Regions from separate parts of the Homo sapiens genome. Here region 2 is linked to region 1. A link is a loop called in an ENCODE intact Hi-C map of the cell type or tissue named here. Cell type or tissue: PC-3. All regions are shown on one strand. Links, peaks and the distances in the headings refer to the core of each region. The heading gives the core; the rest is flanking DNA. Region 1 overlaps ZNF157 (zinc finger protein 157). Region 2 has its middle 59 kb from the start of ZNF157.

What was found. Hi-C counts contacts between places; a loop is a spot of excess contacts. Peaks named below come from ENCODE experiments on the same cell type or tissue, not always from the same donor. Only the 100,000 strongest peaks of a DNase experiment are listed, where the experiment ranks them.
Region 2: a loop joins it to region 1, with 3 times the contacts of the local background. A loop is called at or near these places in 5 of 110 quality-filtered maps.

What each region holds. Positions count from the first base shown.
Region 1 is chrX:47,379,897-47,388,226 of GRCh38, reverse strand. The region is part of intron 1 of ZNF157 (zinc finger protein 157); the gene reads right to left. Among named protein-coding and RNA genes, the nearest start is that of SNORA11C, 4.6 kb to the left of the region's middle. RefSeq lists an enhancer at 6,592-7,091. In PC-3, for the core only: a CTCF peak has its summit at 3,509 (motif pointing right); a DNase peak (open chromatin) is centred at 3,556; H3K4me3 peaks cover 669 bases.
Region 2 is chrX:47,307,533-47,315,862 of GRCh38, reverse strand. No RefSeq gene overlaps it. Among named protein-coding and RNA genes, the nearest start is that of ZNF157, 59 kb to the left of the region's middle. RefSeq lists a silencer at 3,202-3,261 and enhancers at 3,479-3,773, 3,327-3,827. In PC-3, for the core only: a CTCF peak has its summit at 3,282 (motif pointing right); a DNase peak (open chromatin) is centred at 3,282; H3K4me3 peaks cover 465 bases; H3K27ac peaks cover 540 bases.

The sequences.
Region 1 (8,330 bases), core at 149-8,148:
TAGTCACTGCTACTCAGGAGGCTTAGGTGGGAGGATCACTTGAGTGCAGTAGTTCGAGGCTGCAATGAGCTATGATTGTGCCACTGCACTCCAGCCTGGGAGATGAAGCAAGACCCTGTCTCTAAGAAAATAATAATAATAAAGTAATAAAAAAATTTAAGTATCAGGAACTCTCCACTATAAAGGAATTACTGATTTCTCTGTAGAAGCATTGTAATTCTCTAAGAAAATAATAATAAAGTAATAAAAAAATTTAAATATCAGGAACTCTCCACTATAAATGAATTATTGATTTCTCCGTAGAAGCATTGTAATTCTTTTTTTTTTTTTTTTTTTTTTTGAGACAGAGTCTTGCTCTGTCACCCAGGCTGGAGTGCAGTGGCACAATCTCAGCCTCCTGTGTTCAGGTGATTCTCCTGCCTCAGCCTTCCAAGTAGCTGGGATTACAGGTATGTGCCACCATGCCTGGCTAGTTTTTGTATTTTTAGTAGAGATGGGGGTTTCACTACATTGGCCAGGCTGGTCTCGAACTCCTGAGAACACCTCAGCCTCCCAAAGTGCTGGGATTACAAGTGTGAGCCACCGCGCCCGACTGAGGCATTGTAATTCTTGATTGCAGCTCCTGCTCTGCTGTGTCTTCCTAGAATATACAGATTAAGCAAGACTTCAGGACCAGGCATGGTGGCTTATGCCTGTAATCCCAGCACTTTGGGAGGCTGGGATGGGCGGATCACTTGAGCTCAGGAGTTCAAGACCACCCTGACCAACATGGTGAAACCCCATCTACTAAAACTACAAAAATCAGGCTGGGCATGGTGGCTCATGCCTGTAATCCCAACACTTTGGGAGGCTGAGGCAGGTGGATCACCTGAGGTCGGGAGTTCGAGACTAGCCTGACCAACATGGAGAAACCCCGTCTCTACTAAAAATACAAAACTAGCCGGGCATGGTGGTGCATGCCTGTAATCCCAGGCTACTCGGGAGGCTGAGGCAGGAGAATCACTTGAATCCGGGAGGCGGAGGTTGCAGTGAGCTGAGATCGTGCCACTGCACTCCAGCCTGGGCAACAAGAGCGAAACTCTGACTCAAAAAAAAAAAAAAATTAGCAGGGCATGGTGGTGCACGCCTGTAGTCCCAGCTACTTGGGACGCTGATGGACGAAATCGCTTGAAGAGAGGTTTCAGTGAGCCAAGATCACACCACTGCACTCCAGCCTGGGCAACAGAGTGAGACTCCATCTCAAAAAAAACAAAAACAAAAAAAAGACTGCAAAGTTTTCTTGTTCAGTAGGCTCAGTAGGATTGCTGACAGGCATGCCTACTTTCTAAAACTTGTATTGATATTTTCTTCTTTTTTTTCTTCCTTTTATTCTAATACGTATTTATTTATACTTAGAAGCATCCTAAAATACACAGGAAACAAAGGCAACAAGCAAATAAATAACAAATAAATAAAGGGCAAATTGGGAGCCGGGTGGCGTGGCTCATGCCTATAATCCCAGCACTTTGGGAGGCTGAAATGGGCAGATCACTTGAGGTCCAGAGTTCAAGACCAGCCCGGCCAACATGGTGAAACTCCATCTCTACTAAAAATACAAAAATTAGCCGGGTGTGATGGTGCACGCCTCTGGTCCCAGCTACTTGGGAGGCTGAGGCAGGAGAATTGCTTGAACCTGGGAGGCAAAGGTTGCAGCAAGCCGAGATCGCACCACTGCACTCCAACCTGACGACAGAGCAAGACTCCATCTCAAAAAAAAACAAAAAAAGTCACATACTGTATACTTTCATTTATATAACACTCGTGAAATGACAACATTCTAGAGATAGAGAACAGATTAGTGTCGGGGTTAGGAACCTCGAGGGGATAGATGGCAGGAACAAGGGTAGCAGGTGTGGTTGTGAAAGGGCAGCAGGAGACATCCTGGGGTTGTGTCAATGGCCACATCCTGGTTGTGATATTGTGCTATTGTTCTGGAAGGTGTTACCATTGGAAGAAACTGGATAAAGCGCACATACGATCTCTCTGTATTATTCCTATAATTGCATGGGAATCGATACTGATCTCAAAATCAAAGTTTAATTTTTAAAAATGCATAGCTCACCTAGGATGGTTGTATAACTGCTTTAGACTGTGGCTATGCAGAAGTAACCAGAGAGCGTCGAGAACAAGGTCAGGTAGGAAGGAATCTCCTGGACACAGAAGAGAACAAGCAAGAACATGGTGGTGGGAGCCACGCTGCCTGGGTTCAAATCTTGGCTCTGACTCACACTCGTGCTATTACTCTGGCTAAGTTACTACCTTCCTCTGAGCCTCAGTCTTGTCATCTGTGAAATTTGGGTGAATTCATACGTGGAATCATGGCCGGGTGCAGTGGCTCACACCTGTAATCCCAGCACTTTGGGAGGCCGAGGCAGGTGGATCACCTGAGGTCAGGAGTTTGAGACCAGCCTGGCCAACATGGTGAAATCCTGTCTCTACCAAAAATACAAAAATTAGCTGGGCGTAGTGGCACGCACCTGTAATCCCAGCTACTCAGGAGGCTGAAGCAGGAGAACGGCTTGAACCCGGGAGGCAGAGGTTGCAGTGAGCCAAGATCGTGCCACTGCAGTCCAGCCTAGGCAACATGAGCAAGACTCTGTCTCAAACACACACACACACACACACACACACACACACACACACGGAATCGCTTAGGGCAGCACTGATACAGAGCTAGCACTCAAGAGTTTGTTATTCTTTCTATCATTTCACCTAGGAAGGGTGTGCTCAACTGGAAATGCTAGGTGGACTGGACTTAGAGTAACACCGTAAAATCCATCATGTGAATATTTAGCTCATGGGAATTTCTCTCTTCATGCTCTGGGGTAACTAATATATATTCTATATACTTACTTGTATGACTATTCAGATCTGCTTCAGTAATCATTATTCCAATTTATATGATGAGAAGAATATAAATTTGTAAATACTTAAATACTATTATTTAATTAAATCTTCAAAGAGTTATGAGAGGCAAAGAAGGAACCTTCTCAACTGAATAACACTAAAGTGATGACACGTAAATGCTAAACATAATCCTAAATTGGATCCTTTTGCTATAATGGACGCCATTGGGACATCCAAACACGATGCAGTCCATTCGCCTTGGAACTGCCATCCACAAACCAAGCATCTTTTTGTTGGTCAGTTGAGAGCTGGAGCATTGTCCAGTCGATGACAGAACCGACCAGCTCCTCCTCCATCAGTCCCGGCGGAAAGGAGTCTACCTGGTTGTGAAAACCGCTAATTCCGCACTCCCCTGGCAGCATATTCTTGTACGAACCATTTCCATGTAATTATGGAACTACTCTGGGCACTGCACTCCCTATTGGAGCGTTACACCATCACCCAAGACATCATGGATATTTTAGGTTTCAAAATTATTTTATGTCCTTCAATCATAAGGGCACTTTCAATTAATGTCTAATCCAAGCTCAACTGGAAATTCTCTAGTCCAAAGTCCCAGGTTACCACTAGGAGGCGCTCTTAGGCTTTTGCCATAAGCGCCGGTCTCTGCTCCACAAAGGGCTATTGTACAGGTAATCTGTCTGTGCGGCACCCCAGGTTCTATTGTATACTTCGTGGGCTTCGGCAATCTTACTGGTTCCCGTTTAGCATGTTCAAGTAATACTGGTTGAAGGGTGAATTTACAATACTAGAGAGGGGAAACATTCCACAGTCAGATACAATTTCAATCTCCATAATACATTGAGGTAAAAGAGATGCAACCATTTCAAATAAAGCCTGTTCAAATCTACAAATTTTCCAAACTTCCACCTTAATCCCATCAACCCTTACATTCCTCCATTGGGATTTCATCAACAGGTTTGAGTGTCACAATACTAGTTAAGGGAAGTGTTCCCTGTCAGTCATAATATCCATTCCCATAAAACATTCAGCTAAAACCTGTTTATTTTTATTTTTTAAAAAAAACTTATTTATTTATTTGAGACTTTGTCTCGCTCTGTCACCTAGACTGGAGTGCAGTGGCGCGATCTCGGCTCACTGCAGCCTCCTGAGAAGCTGGGAGTACAGGCACATGTCACCACACCCAGCTAATTTTTTTTTTTTTTAATTTTCAGTAGAGACAGGGTTTCACCATGTTAGCCAGGCTGGTCTCAAACTCCTGACCTCAAGTGATCCACCCGCCTCGGCCTCCCAAAGTGGTGGGATTACAGGGGTGAGCAACCGCACCCAGCCACAAAGCCTGTTTAAACACATTCCAATTTTCACCCAAATGTACACCTTAATCCTATCAACTGTTACATTTCTATATTCTCCCAGTCTAGTTGTAGCCCATGTTACAGCTTCACTAATGGATTTTGGTACCTCCGTGTATGAGGCTTCCATATAAAGGGGTCCCAGAAAGTTCTCTTTTCCTCCCATTTTACCCAGAAACTTCTCTTCACCACCCATTTCATGTGCACAAAGCTTTGGGTCCCCATCCCGGGGTGGAGCCAAAGAACCTTTGCCCTTGGTCTTTTTTTTTTTTTTTTTTTTTTTCTGAGACAGAGTGCAGTGGTGCGATCATGGCTTACTGCAGGCTTGACCTCCCCAGCTCAAGTGATCCTCCCACCTCAGCTTCACAAGCAGCTGGAATTACAGGCGTGCACCACCATGCTCAGCTAATTTTTTTTATTTATTATTTTTTTTTTGTAGAGATGGGATTTCGCTATGTTGCCCAGGCTGGTTTTGAATTCCTGGGCTCAAACGATCCACCTGTCTCAGCCTCCCAAAGTGCTGGAATTACAGGTGTGAGCCACCAAACAAAGCCCAGCCATCCCATTTCTTTTTTTTTTTTTTTTTTTTTTTTTTTGAGACTGAGTCCCTCTCTGTCACCCAGGCTGGAGTGCAGTGGTGCGATCTCAGCTCACTGCAACCTGTGACTCCCGGGTTCAAGCAATTCTCCTGCCTCAGCCTCCCAAGCAGCTGGGACTACAGGTGCCCGCCACCACGCCTGGCTAATTTTTTTGTATTTTTTAGTAGAGATGGGGTTTCACCATATTGGCCAGGCTGGTCTCAAACTCCTGACCTTGTGATCCGCCCACCTCGGCCTCCCAAAGTGCTGGGATTACAGGCATAAGCCACTGCGCCCGGCCATCCCATTTCTTAATAGCCACTGAGAGATTTCCACTTTGCTGGTAGACTTGACCCTTCCCTAGGCTTCTCCCCATTTTCACGTTAACTTAATGTTTTCATTAGCAGCTGTGGGATCCCTGAAGGGAAGCTGAGGCAGCAAATTCAATGAGGCTTTTGGGTCTATTGCTGTATTTTGCAGCTGTAAGTTTACATGGGGTGCCTATGCAAAAAGACCCCTTAACCATAGCTGAATATGGCCTGGGTAATGGGCATATTCAGTGGGTGAATATCATAGGCACCATAAAGCCAGTCCCACATGGCCTGCATATGAAGCCTATCAGCTGCTTCATCAGGGGTGCTCCTCTTGGCATATGTTACACAGTCCTATACTTAGGGTTGTGAAGGAAAATAAATCTCAGGACTCCAAAATCATTAAGCCAAAGGGTGTTAGGCAAACCTGCTTCACATTTTATTCCCAAATAAGATAGCTACAAAGATTAAAAAAAAAAAAAAGGCTACATGCCTCCCTCGCAATTTGCCCACAAGAAAAGACCTTGTGGGCCTCAAGACCTTTACCTTAAGATGTTCTGGGCTGGGTGCGGTGGCTCATGCCTGTAATCCCAGCACTTTGGGAGGCCGAGGTGGGCGGATCACGAGGTCAGGAGTCCGAGACAAGCCTGTAATCCCAGCTACTCGCAGGCTGAGGCAGGAGAATCGCTTGAACCCGGGAGGCAGAGGTTGCAGTGAGCTGAGATCACGCCACTGCACTCCAGCCTGGGCAACAGAGCGAGACTGCGTCTCAAAAAAAAAAAAAAAAAAAAAAAAAGTTCTGTTGAATTTCACCCTGGCAACGTAAATTGATAGCTTATCTTCACAGGTGCAGGATGACAAAGGACAGACAGAACTCAATGTCCTCCCTCTGCTCACCTGAGACAAATGGGTATCTGATTGCTTCCTCTGCCCTGTTGTTTCATTAGGCAGACTATTCTATCCCCTCTCACATGTAAATTATGTATTCAGTGAAAAGCTGATCAAAGACCCAAGAGAATGCAACCTTTTGTCTCTTATCTACCTGTTACCTGGAAGCCCCCACTTCAAGTTGTCCCGCCTTTCCGAACCGAATCAGTGGACATCTAACACATACCTTGGGCACCTGTTCTCAGTATCTCCTGAGTGCTGGTTTGGAATAAGTCTCTTCAAATATTTTACAGAATTTGACTCTTTCCGCTGACAGGGTAAACACACTTTACAGTGGCTTTGAGCAAGTCTGGCATGCTAGGTCTTCCCTCATGAATAACTTCTTGTGTTTTTGTGTGTCTGGCTCAAGTACAGCCATCTGTGATTGGTCACTATGAGCTGTGGGTCCTGCATCAACCCAGACATGCTCTTCCACTCTACAGCATTCAAAATCAAACATACTACCCCTATCATTTAGCTACTCTCACAATCCATTTCAGTAAAGGATTTTCTGGCACTATTAAGTGATTATAGTAAAGTCACAGGATACAGGCTTAATAAAAGTCAATTGTTTTCCTATATACCCGAAATGAACAATTGATATTTAAAATTAAAAACATAATACCATTTACGTTAGCACCAAAAAGATAAAATATACATAAACCTAACAAAATATGTAGAAGACATACATGAGGAAAATCAAACAAAATTTGACATGAAATATATCAGAATATATAAGTAAACAGAGAGATATTGCATGTTTATTGACAGAAATGTTAGAGTAATTAGGTAGTTAGGTAGTTAGACATGAGCAGAGCAGGAGAGCACCCCCCCTCAAACCCCACCAGGAGGTGATGGTCAGGCAGTTGTTAAAACTGTCTCTCTAAAATAATAATTGCTCCCTGCTCCTCCTCCTGCTCCTCTTCCTCCTGCTGCTCCTCCTCCTGCTGCTTCTCCTCCTCCTGCTCTTTCTCCTTCTGCTCTTCCTCCTTCTCTTTCTCCTCCTCCTCCTGCTCCTCCTCCTCCTGCTCTTTCTCCTTCTGCTCTTCCTCCTTCTCTTTCTCCTCCTCCTCCTGCTCCTCCTCCTCCTGCTCTTCCTCCTTCTCTTTCTCCTCCTCCTGCTCCTCCTCCTCCTGCTCCTCTTCCTCCTCCTCCTCCTTCTCTTTCTCCTCCTCCTCCTGCTCCTCCTTTTCTTTCTCCTGCTCCTCCTGTTCCTCCTCCTTCTCTTTCTCCTCCTCCTGCTCCTCCTTCTCTTTCTCCTCCTCCTGCTCCTCCTTCTCTTTCTCCTCCTCCTGCTCCTCTTCCTCCTCTTTCTCCTCCTCCTTTCTCTCCTGCTCATCCTCCTCCTCCTGCTTCTCCTGTTCCTCCTAAAAAAAAAAGAAAAATAATAATAAAAAAGAAAAATAATAATAATAAATAAAAATAATAATTGGTTGCAGCTGGCGCCAGGGAAAGGCAGTCTCTCAACAGATACCAAAAAACCTGAAACTGGTGATCAGCAGCTTCCCAATAAGATCTCAGGAGTTGGGCCAGTGGGCTCAAGACATGTGCACTACGATGCAAAATGGCCGAGTTTAACTGGTATATAACCTTCCTTTAGGAACACTCCGCTGGTAAGGGAAAAACTCCTCAAGTGAGCATGCGTAGAACTTCAGTAACCACAATGCGCATGCGGCCCCTTCTCAAGCGCTGACAAGCCACAGCACATGCGGACAGCCCACCCCAAGGTAAGAATCAAAGGAGGGGTAATATAGACCCAGGAAGCATAAAACCCCAAGTCAAAGTCAAACCGCACATTTGATCTCTGAAGTCGCCTGCTTGGCCCTCTTCCAAGTGTAGTTTGCTTCCTTTCATCCTTGCTCTAAAGCTTTTTAATAAACTTTCACTACTGCTCTAAAACTTGCCCTGGTCTCTCACTCTGTCTTATGCCCCTCAAATTCTTTTTTCTGAGGAGGCAAGAATTGAGGTTGCTGCAGACCCGTATGGATTCTCTGCTGCTAAAGGGAAGACTCAATACTGTTAACATGTCAATTGTCCCCACCTTGATCAGGAGATTCAACATAATCCCAATCAAATTCCCACCAAATTATTTTGTGGCTATCAACAAACTGATTCTAAAGTTTATATGGAAAGGCAAAAATCCAAAGTAGTCAACATAGTACTAAACAAGAACAAAGTCAGAGGACTGAGACCACCCAACTTCATGACTTACTATAAAACTAGACTAATCAAGACAGAGGTATTGGTGAAAGAAT
Region 2 (8,330 bases), core at 261-8,260, 72 kb after region 1:
GTGAGCTGAGATCACTGCAACCTCTGCCTCCCAGGTTCAAGCGATTCTCCCGCCTCAACCTCCTGAGTATCTGGGATTACAGGTCCATGCCACCACTCCCCATTAATTTTTTTTGTATTTTTAGTAGAGACGAGGTTTCACCATGTTGGCCAGGCTGGTCTCGAACTCCTGGCCTCAAGAGATCTGCCCGCCTTGGCCTCCCAAATTGCTGGGATTACAGGCATGAGCCACCAAGCCCAGCACTCCCTGTGCTTTTTAATGTATCCGTATAAGAAAATTTAGTTTTATGACAATATTGCCAGCAATACAAAGTATATTTTTAATCCAGACTCCTGAGGACAAGAATCTGAATTTATCCTGCATAGAAGATTAGAGAAGAAATAAACAAGTAACCATGTGTTAAAAGACATTTAGACATTTGGATAGTAACGTTGATTTAAATATAATTCTCTGGCAATGGAAAGTTGTTTTGTTTACAGCCCTTGAGGGTTTGCAAAAAGTCACTATGGTCGGGTGCAGTGGCTCACGCCTATAATCCCAGCACTTTGGGAGGCCGAGGCGGGAGGATCACCTGAGGTCAGGAGTTCAAAACCAGCCTGACCAATATGGCGAAAGCCTGTCTCTACTAAAAATACAAAATTTAGCTGGGCATGGTGGTGCGCGTCTGTAATCCCAGCTACTCGGGAGGCTGAGGCAGAAGAATCGTTTGAACCCGGGAGGTGGAGGCTGCAGTGAGTTGAGATCGTGCCACTGCACTCCAGCCTGGGCAACAGGGCGAGACTCTGTCTCAAAATAAATAAATAAGTAAATAAATAAATAAATAAATACTGATAAGATTCTAAGCTATAAGGCCTGTCTCATTGTATAAATTGTATGTGGAGGGCTCTAGCCAGGTGCCCTGGCAGCCTGGCATTTCTCCGCATAGGCTACAGAGTCAAAGCTTGGGAGCAGTCACCTGAATCCTGGTGGCATGCCCTGGCATCTTCGCCTGGAACACAGCAGTCCTGTGAAGAGCTATCACAAAGCTGTTTCTCATCTGCCTCCCTGGTTCTTTTTTTTGAGACAGGGTCTTGTTCTGTCACCTAGGCTGGAGTGCATGATCACGGCTCACTGCAGCCTTGACTTCCTGGGCTAAAGCAATCCTCCCACCTTGGCCTCCTGAGTAGCTGGGACTATCGGTGCATGCCACTACGCCTAGTTAATTTTTGTATTTTTTTGTAGACACAGGGTTTCACCATGTTACCCAAACCGATCTCAAATTCCTGGGCTCAGCTGGGTGCAGTGGCTCACGCCTGTAATCCCAGCACTTTGGGAGGCCGAGGTGGGTGGATCACCAGAGGTCAGAAGTTTGAGACCAGCCTGGCCAACATGGTGAAACCTTGTCTCTACTAAAAACACAAAAATTAGCCAGGTGTGGTGGTGGGTGCCTGTAATCCCAGCTACTCGGGGGGTTGAGGCAGGAGGACTGCTTGAAACTGGGAGGTGGAGGTTGCAGTGAGCCAAGATCACACCACTGCACTCCAGCCTGGGTGACAGAGAAAGATTCCGTCTCAGAAAAAAAAAAAAAAAAACTCCTGGGCTCAAGCGATCTACCTGCCTCAGCCTCCCAAAGTGTTGGGATTACAGGTGTGAGCCACTGCACCCAGCCTGTCTCTCTGGTTCTGATGACACAGGGGACTTTCTGCCTCAGCAGGCCTGCCCCTTAGGGTACAGTGGAAGATTTCACTGTAATTCTCAATTCCATTTTTTTTTTTTTTGAAACAGAGTCTTGCTCTGTCACCCAGGCTGGAGTGCAGCGGCACAATCTCAGTTCACTGCAACCTCTGCCTCCCGGGTTCAAGCAATTCTAGTGTCTCAGCCTCCCAAGCAGCTGGGACTACAGGCATGAGCCACCACACCCGGCTAATTTTTTGCATTTTTAGTAGAGACGGGGTTTCACCATGTTGGCCAGGCTGGTCTTGAACTCCTGGCCTCAAGTAATCCACCCACCTCAGCCCCCCAAAGTGCTGGGATTACAGGCGTGAGCCACCGCACCCAGCTGACTTCATTGTAATTTTTAAGACGGCTTGGCTGTAGTTTAGAGGAGGGTCATCCACAACAAAGTGAGCCACCATGCATGTTTTGTGTCATCTAGTTGAGTGTCATCCTCTGGGATGACACAATGACCTTGCTTTTACTGTGTGAACATAATAAATCCTTATGCGGCTGGGCAAGGTGGCTCACACTTGTAATCCTTAACACTTTGGGAGGCTGAGGCAGGAGGAATGTTTAAGTCCAGAAATTCAAGACCAGCTGAAGAAGCATAGCAAGACCCCATCTCTACAAAAAATAAAAATAGAATTGTCAGGCGTGGTGGCACATACCTGTAGTCCCAGCTACTCGGGAGGCTGAGGTGGGAGGGTCACTTGAGCCTGGGAGGTCGAGGCTGCAGTGAGCCGTGATTGTGCTACTGAACTCATGCCTGGGTGACAGAGTGAGACTGTGTCTGAAAAAAAATAAATAAAAATAAAAATGAGTTTGTTGTCTCCTTACCAGCTGAATCTAAAGAAATGTGACAAGCCAACTTTACTGTGCTGCTGCTTAACAACTGCTTGGCCGCTTGACAAATTGGCATCCAACGTGAAGCCAAGTAAGGTCACAATGTCTTTTTGGAGAGAAGACAGAGGAGCTCTGCAAGCCAAGTTAAGGGCAATGGGGAGACACCCCCCAACCCTGCCCCCCCCCCCCACCGCCCAGGTCTGATCACACATGCTTTCTTTCTCTTTTTAGGGCACTGCTACATGTAAAAAGCACTCATAGGGAAAACTCTACTACCATTTGTCACCAGTGGGTGAGTTCTCAGTGCAAGTGCCTCTACCCTCTGATGTCTGGAGCTTTCACTACATAGCTGATGTTCCGTTGGGTGGCAATTCAAAAGCATTAGTCTCGGCTGGGTGTAGCGGCTCACACCTGTAATCCTAGCACTTTGGGAGGATGAGGCGGGTGGATCACTTGAGGTCAGGAGTTCAAGAACAACCTGGTCAACATGACGAAACCCCGTTTCTACTAAATGTACCAAAAAATTAGCCAGGCATGATGATGGGTGCCTGTAATCACAGCTACTCGGGAGGCTGAGACAGGAGAATCACTCGAACCCGAGAGGTGGAGGGTGCAGTGAGCTGAGATCACGCCACTGCACTCCAACCTTGGTGACAGAGTGAGACTCCATCTCAAAAAAAAAAAAAAGCCTTAGTCTCACAGCCCGAACCAAGGTGTTGTCGCGCCTCCACCAGCAGGGGTAGCTGGTCAACCCCAACAAAATCCAGAGTCCTGCTTGCCAAGTAAAGTTTCTTATAGCGAATCTGCAGGGGTGGATTCAAAATACTCAGCTCTCTGGAAGCCAAAATGGGGAAAAGATGCTGTTTGTTACAAAGTAGAGAACTCTACATTTCTGATTCGGATGCCAGACCATTAGTCCATTAGTCTTTTGGTTACAGAGTCCCCATTACACTAGGCATTGGCCCCCACCTGCTCCTAATAGATTGACCACATCGAACCTGTGACACCCTCTCAGGTTCTCAGGGGTGCCTCACCATGGTTGATACTGTTACAGTAGGTAGTCAGGCAGACACGAGCAGGGCAGGAGCGCCCCCACCCCCACCCCCAGGAATGTCAGGCGACCATCAGGTGACAGTCAGGCGGTTGTTAAACTGTTTTTCTAAAATGGTAATTGGTTGAGGTTGGCACCAGGGAAAGGTGGTCTCCCAATAAATAGAAAACACCTGAAGCTGGTGAACAGCAGCTTTCTGATAAGATTCCAGGAGTTGGGCGAATGGGCTCAATCATGCGCACTAAGAGGCGGAGTTTAACTGGTATCTGACCTTTCGGCTGGTAAGGGAAGAATGCCTCAAGTGAGCTTGCGTACAACTCCAGTAAACACAGTGTGCATGTGGCCCCTTCTAGGTGCTGGCAGGCCACTGTGCATGGGGACAGCCCACCCCAAGGGAAGAATCATGGGAGAAGGGACGCAAGACCCTGGAAGCATGCTGAAGTATAAAACCCCAAGTCAAAGGTCAAACCATGCACTTGACTCTTTAGTCACCCACTTTGCCCTCTTCCAAGTGCACTTTACTTCCTTTTGTTCCTGCTCTAGAGCTTTTTAATAAACTTTTGCTCCTGCTCTAAAACTTGCCTCAGTCTCTCCTTCTGCTTTATGCCCCTCAGTTGAATTCTTTCTTCTTATGAGGCAAGGATTGAGGTTGCCGCAGACCCACACGGATTCGCCACTGTGAAGGATACTTGTTCAAACTGTGTTATGTTTTACTTGATGGACACACACTCAAGTGGTTTGAACTGATGCTGCTAAAAGTACCGTAATAGTCTGGGCGTAGTGGCTCAAGCCTGTAATCCCAGCACTTTGGGAGGCTGAGGCAGGCAGATCACCTGAGGTCAGGAGTTCAAGACCAGCCTGGCCAACATGGTGAAACCCCGTCTCTACTAAAAATACAAAAAAATTTAGCCAGGCATGGTGGTGCACACCTGTAATCCCAGCTACTTGGGAGGCTGAGGCAGGAGAATCACTTGAACCCGGGAGGCGGAGGTAGCCATGAGCCAAGATTGCTCCACTGCATTCTAGCCTGGGCAATAGAGGAAGACTCAGTCTCCAAAAAAAATAAATAAATAATAAAAGTACTGTAATAATAGATGTGTAATACTGCTCCTGGTTTTCTTGTTTTTTTTTGAGACAGGGTCTCACTCTGTTGCCCAGGAGAGTGCAGTGCACAATCATGGCTCACTGCAGCCTCGACTTCCCAGGCTCAAGCGATCCTCCTGCCCAGCCTCCTGAGTAGCTGGGACTACAGGTGTGCACCATCATGCCCAGTTAATTTTTGTATTTGCTGTACAAACATAGTCTCACTATGTTGCCCAGGCTGGTGTCAAACTCTTGGATTCAAGCAATTCTCCCACCCCAGCTTCCCAAAGTGTTGGCATTACAGGCATGAGCCACTATGCCCTGCCTTCTCCTGATTATATGAGATGTTCTCAATGGAGGAATGCTACAATTAAAACAGCAGCTGTGGGATAGAACACAAGCAGGAGTCCACCTGGCTTCCTCCACCCAGCCATGAGGTATCAGTAAAATAACACAAGATGGAGGAGGGGTGTGGAGAAGATCACTGTATTAAACAAAAACCTAATAGAGATGGCAGTGCTCTGAATAAAAAAATCCAACGGGCTATACAGAGTGCCATCACACTTGGGCCGATCAGGCCTAATGGGCCTTTTGAATGCCAGGGACTGACAATTATGCAGACTGGAAGCTATGGCAAAAAGAAGTTGCCACTATGCCATGCTGCCCCCTGGGATTTTGCATATGGCACTTGCCTTGATACATGGAGATTCCTGAGGCTAACAGGATCTGATTCACAGACAGATCAACTAAGTGAAAGTCTGATGAGGTGCCCTGAGCCATTTGCAGCAGTGCAACCACACACACACAAAAAAACTCTGTTTAAAACTTTGCAGCCTGGGCAAAATTGTGAGACCCCATCTCTACAAAAAATAAAAATTTAGCCAGGCATAGTAGTGCGTGCCTGTAGTCCCAGCTACTCGGAGGCTGAGGCAGGAGGATTGCTTGACCCCAGGAGGTTGAGGCTGCAGTGAGCTGTGATTGTGCCACTCCACTCAGCTTGGGTAACAGAGTGAGAACCCGTCTCAAAACAAAAACAAAAACGAAAACAAAAAACTTTGCATCATGCAGACCCAGGGGAAGGGGAGAAGACCTTCTACTCCTAAGTCCAGCACCAAGGCAAATGGAGCAGAAGGCCTACCAACACCCGAAGCTGAAAAAAGTCCTCCCACCTCCCAACTCCACATCTTCCATCCCCTACCCAGCAGCACCAGATGGAACCAGGGAAGCAACATCTGCCCCTGGCACCAATAAAGACTGAGATAACGCCCTAATGGAACCAGGCAAATGAAACAGACCAGAAGGACACTGTAAGGTCTCTGTAAACAAAATTGTCATCGGAGGCTGGGTGTGGTGGCTCACACCTGTAATCCCAGCACTTTGGGAGAGTGAGGTGGGAGGATCACTTGAGCCCAGGAGTTTCAGACCAGCTCAGGCAGCATAGCAAGACCTCGTCTCTACTAAAAATTAAAATATTAACCAGGCATGGTGGCACGTGCCTATAGTCCCAGCTACTCAAGAGGCTGAAGAAGGAGGGTCCCTTGAACACAGGAAGTCAAGGCTGCAACAAGCTATGATCATACCACTGCACTCCAGCCTGGGCAACAGAGCAAGATCTTGTCTCTACGAATTTTTTTTAATTGTCATTGGAACCTGAATGCTAAACCTAAACAGAATGACTGCCTACTAAAATAGAGATTTAAATAGGACCCTGAATGTCCTAGCATATAGACGAAATGTCCAGGATACAATAAAAAATCAGATGTCATAACAAAACCCAGAGAAATCACAATGTAAATGAAAGGAGACCATCAATAGAAGCCAATAGTGGCTGGGCAGGGTGGCTCACAGCTATAATCCCAGCATTTTGGGAGGCCAAGGCAGGCGGATCACTTGAGCCCCGAAGTTCAAGACCAGCCTGGACAACATGGTGAAACCTCATCTCTACAAAAAAAAAAAAATAAACAAACAGAAAAATTAGCCAGGCGTGGTGGCACATGCCTGTAGTCCCATCTACTCAGGAGGCTGAGCTGGGAGGATCACCTGAGCCCAGGTTAAGTTGAGGCTGCAGTGAGCCATGATTGTGCCACTGCACTCCAGCCTAGGCAACAGAGTAAGACTCTGTCTCAAAAAAACAAAAACAAAAACAAAACAAACAAACAAACAGGCCAGGTGCAGTGGCTCACACCTGTAATCCCAGCACTTTGGGAGACCGAGGCGGGTGGATCACTTGAGGTCAGGAGTCCGAGACCAGCCTGACCAACATGGTGAAACCCCCGTCTCTACTAAAAATACAAAAATGAGCCGGGTGTGGTGGCAGGCACCTGTAATCTCAACTACTCAGGAGGCTAAGACAGGAGAATCGCTTGAACCTGGGAGGCAGAGGTTGCAGTGAGCCAAGATCATGCCACTGTACTCTAGCTTGGGTGATAGAGCAAGACTCAGTCTCAAAAAAAAAGCCAAAAAACAAAACAGAGAAACAGAAGCCAATAACAAGATGAATCAGATGCTGGAATTATCTGACAAGGATTTTAGAGTAGTCATCATAAAAATGATTCAATAAGGAATTACAAATAAACTGGAAACAAAAGAAGAAATAGAAATCCTTGTGCCAGGCGTGGTGGCTCACGCCTGTAATCCCAGCACTTTGAGAGGCCAAGGCAGTTGAATCATTTGAGCCCAGGAATTTGAGACCAGCCTGGGCAACATGGTGAAGCCCCACCTCTACAAAAAATACAAAAAGTAGCCAGGTATGATGGTGTGCACCTGTGGTCCCAGCTACTTGAGAGGCTAAGCTAGGAGAATCAATTGAGCCCAGTAGGTTGAAGCTGCAGTGAGCTGTGACTGCACCACTGCACTCCAGCCTGGTCAATAGAGTGAGACCCTGTTAAAAAATAAATAAATAAATAAATGAAAAAAAAAACAAGAAGGAAAATCTCACCATATAGATGATATAGAAAAAGAACCAAATAGAAATGATAGAAATAAAAATTATAAATGAAAGTTAAAACTGATCAGGTGCGGTGGCTCACGCTTGTAATCCCAGCACTTTGGGAGGCCTAGGCGGGCAGATCACATGGTCAGGAGTTCGAGACCAGCCTGACCAAGGTGGTGAAACCCCTTCTCTACTAAAAATACAAAAATTAGCCGGGTGTGGTTGCACACATCTGTAATCCCAGCTACTCAGGAGGCTGAGTCAGAAGAATTGCTCAAACCCAGGAGGCAGGGGTTGCAGTGAGCCAAGATCGCGCCATTGCACTCCAGCCTGGGCGACAGAGGGAGATTCTTAAAAAAAAAAAAAAAAAAAAAGTAGGCGCTGTGGTTCACGCCTGTAATCCCAACATTTTGGGAGGGCGAGGTGGGTGGATCACCTGAGGTCGGGAGTTCGAGACCAGCCTGACCAAAATGAAGAAACCCTGTCTCTACGAAAAATACAAAATTAGCCAGGCATGGTGGCGCATGCCTGCAATCCCAGCTACCCAGGAGGCTGAGGCAGGAGAATCACTTGAACCTGGGAGGCAGAGGTTGTGGTAAGCCGAGATCGCGCCATCGCACTCCAGCCTGGGCAAAAAAAAAAAAAAGTTAAAACTAATGCAAAGGGTTCAATGGCAGGATGAACGTGACAGAGAAGTGACTTGGCAGACAGAACAGTAGAAATTGT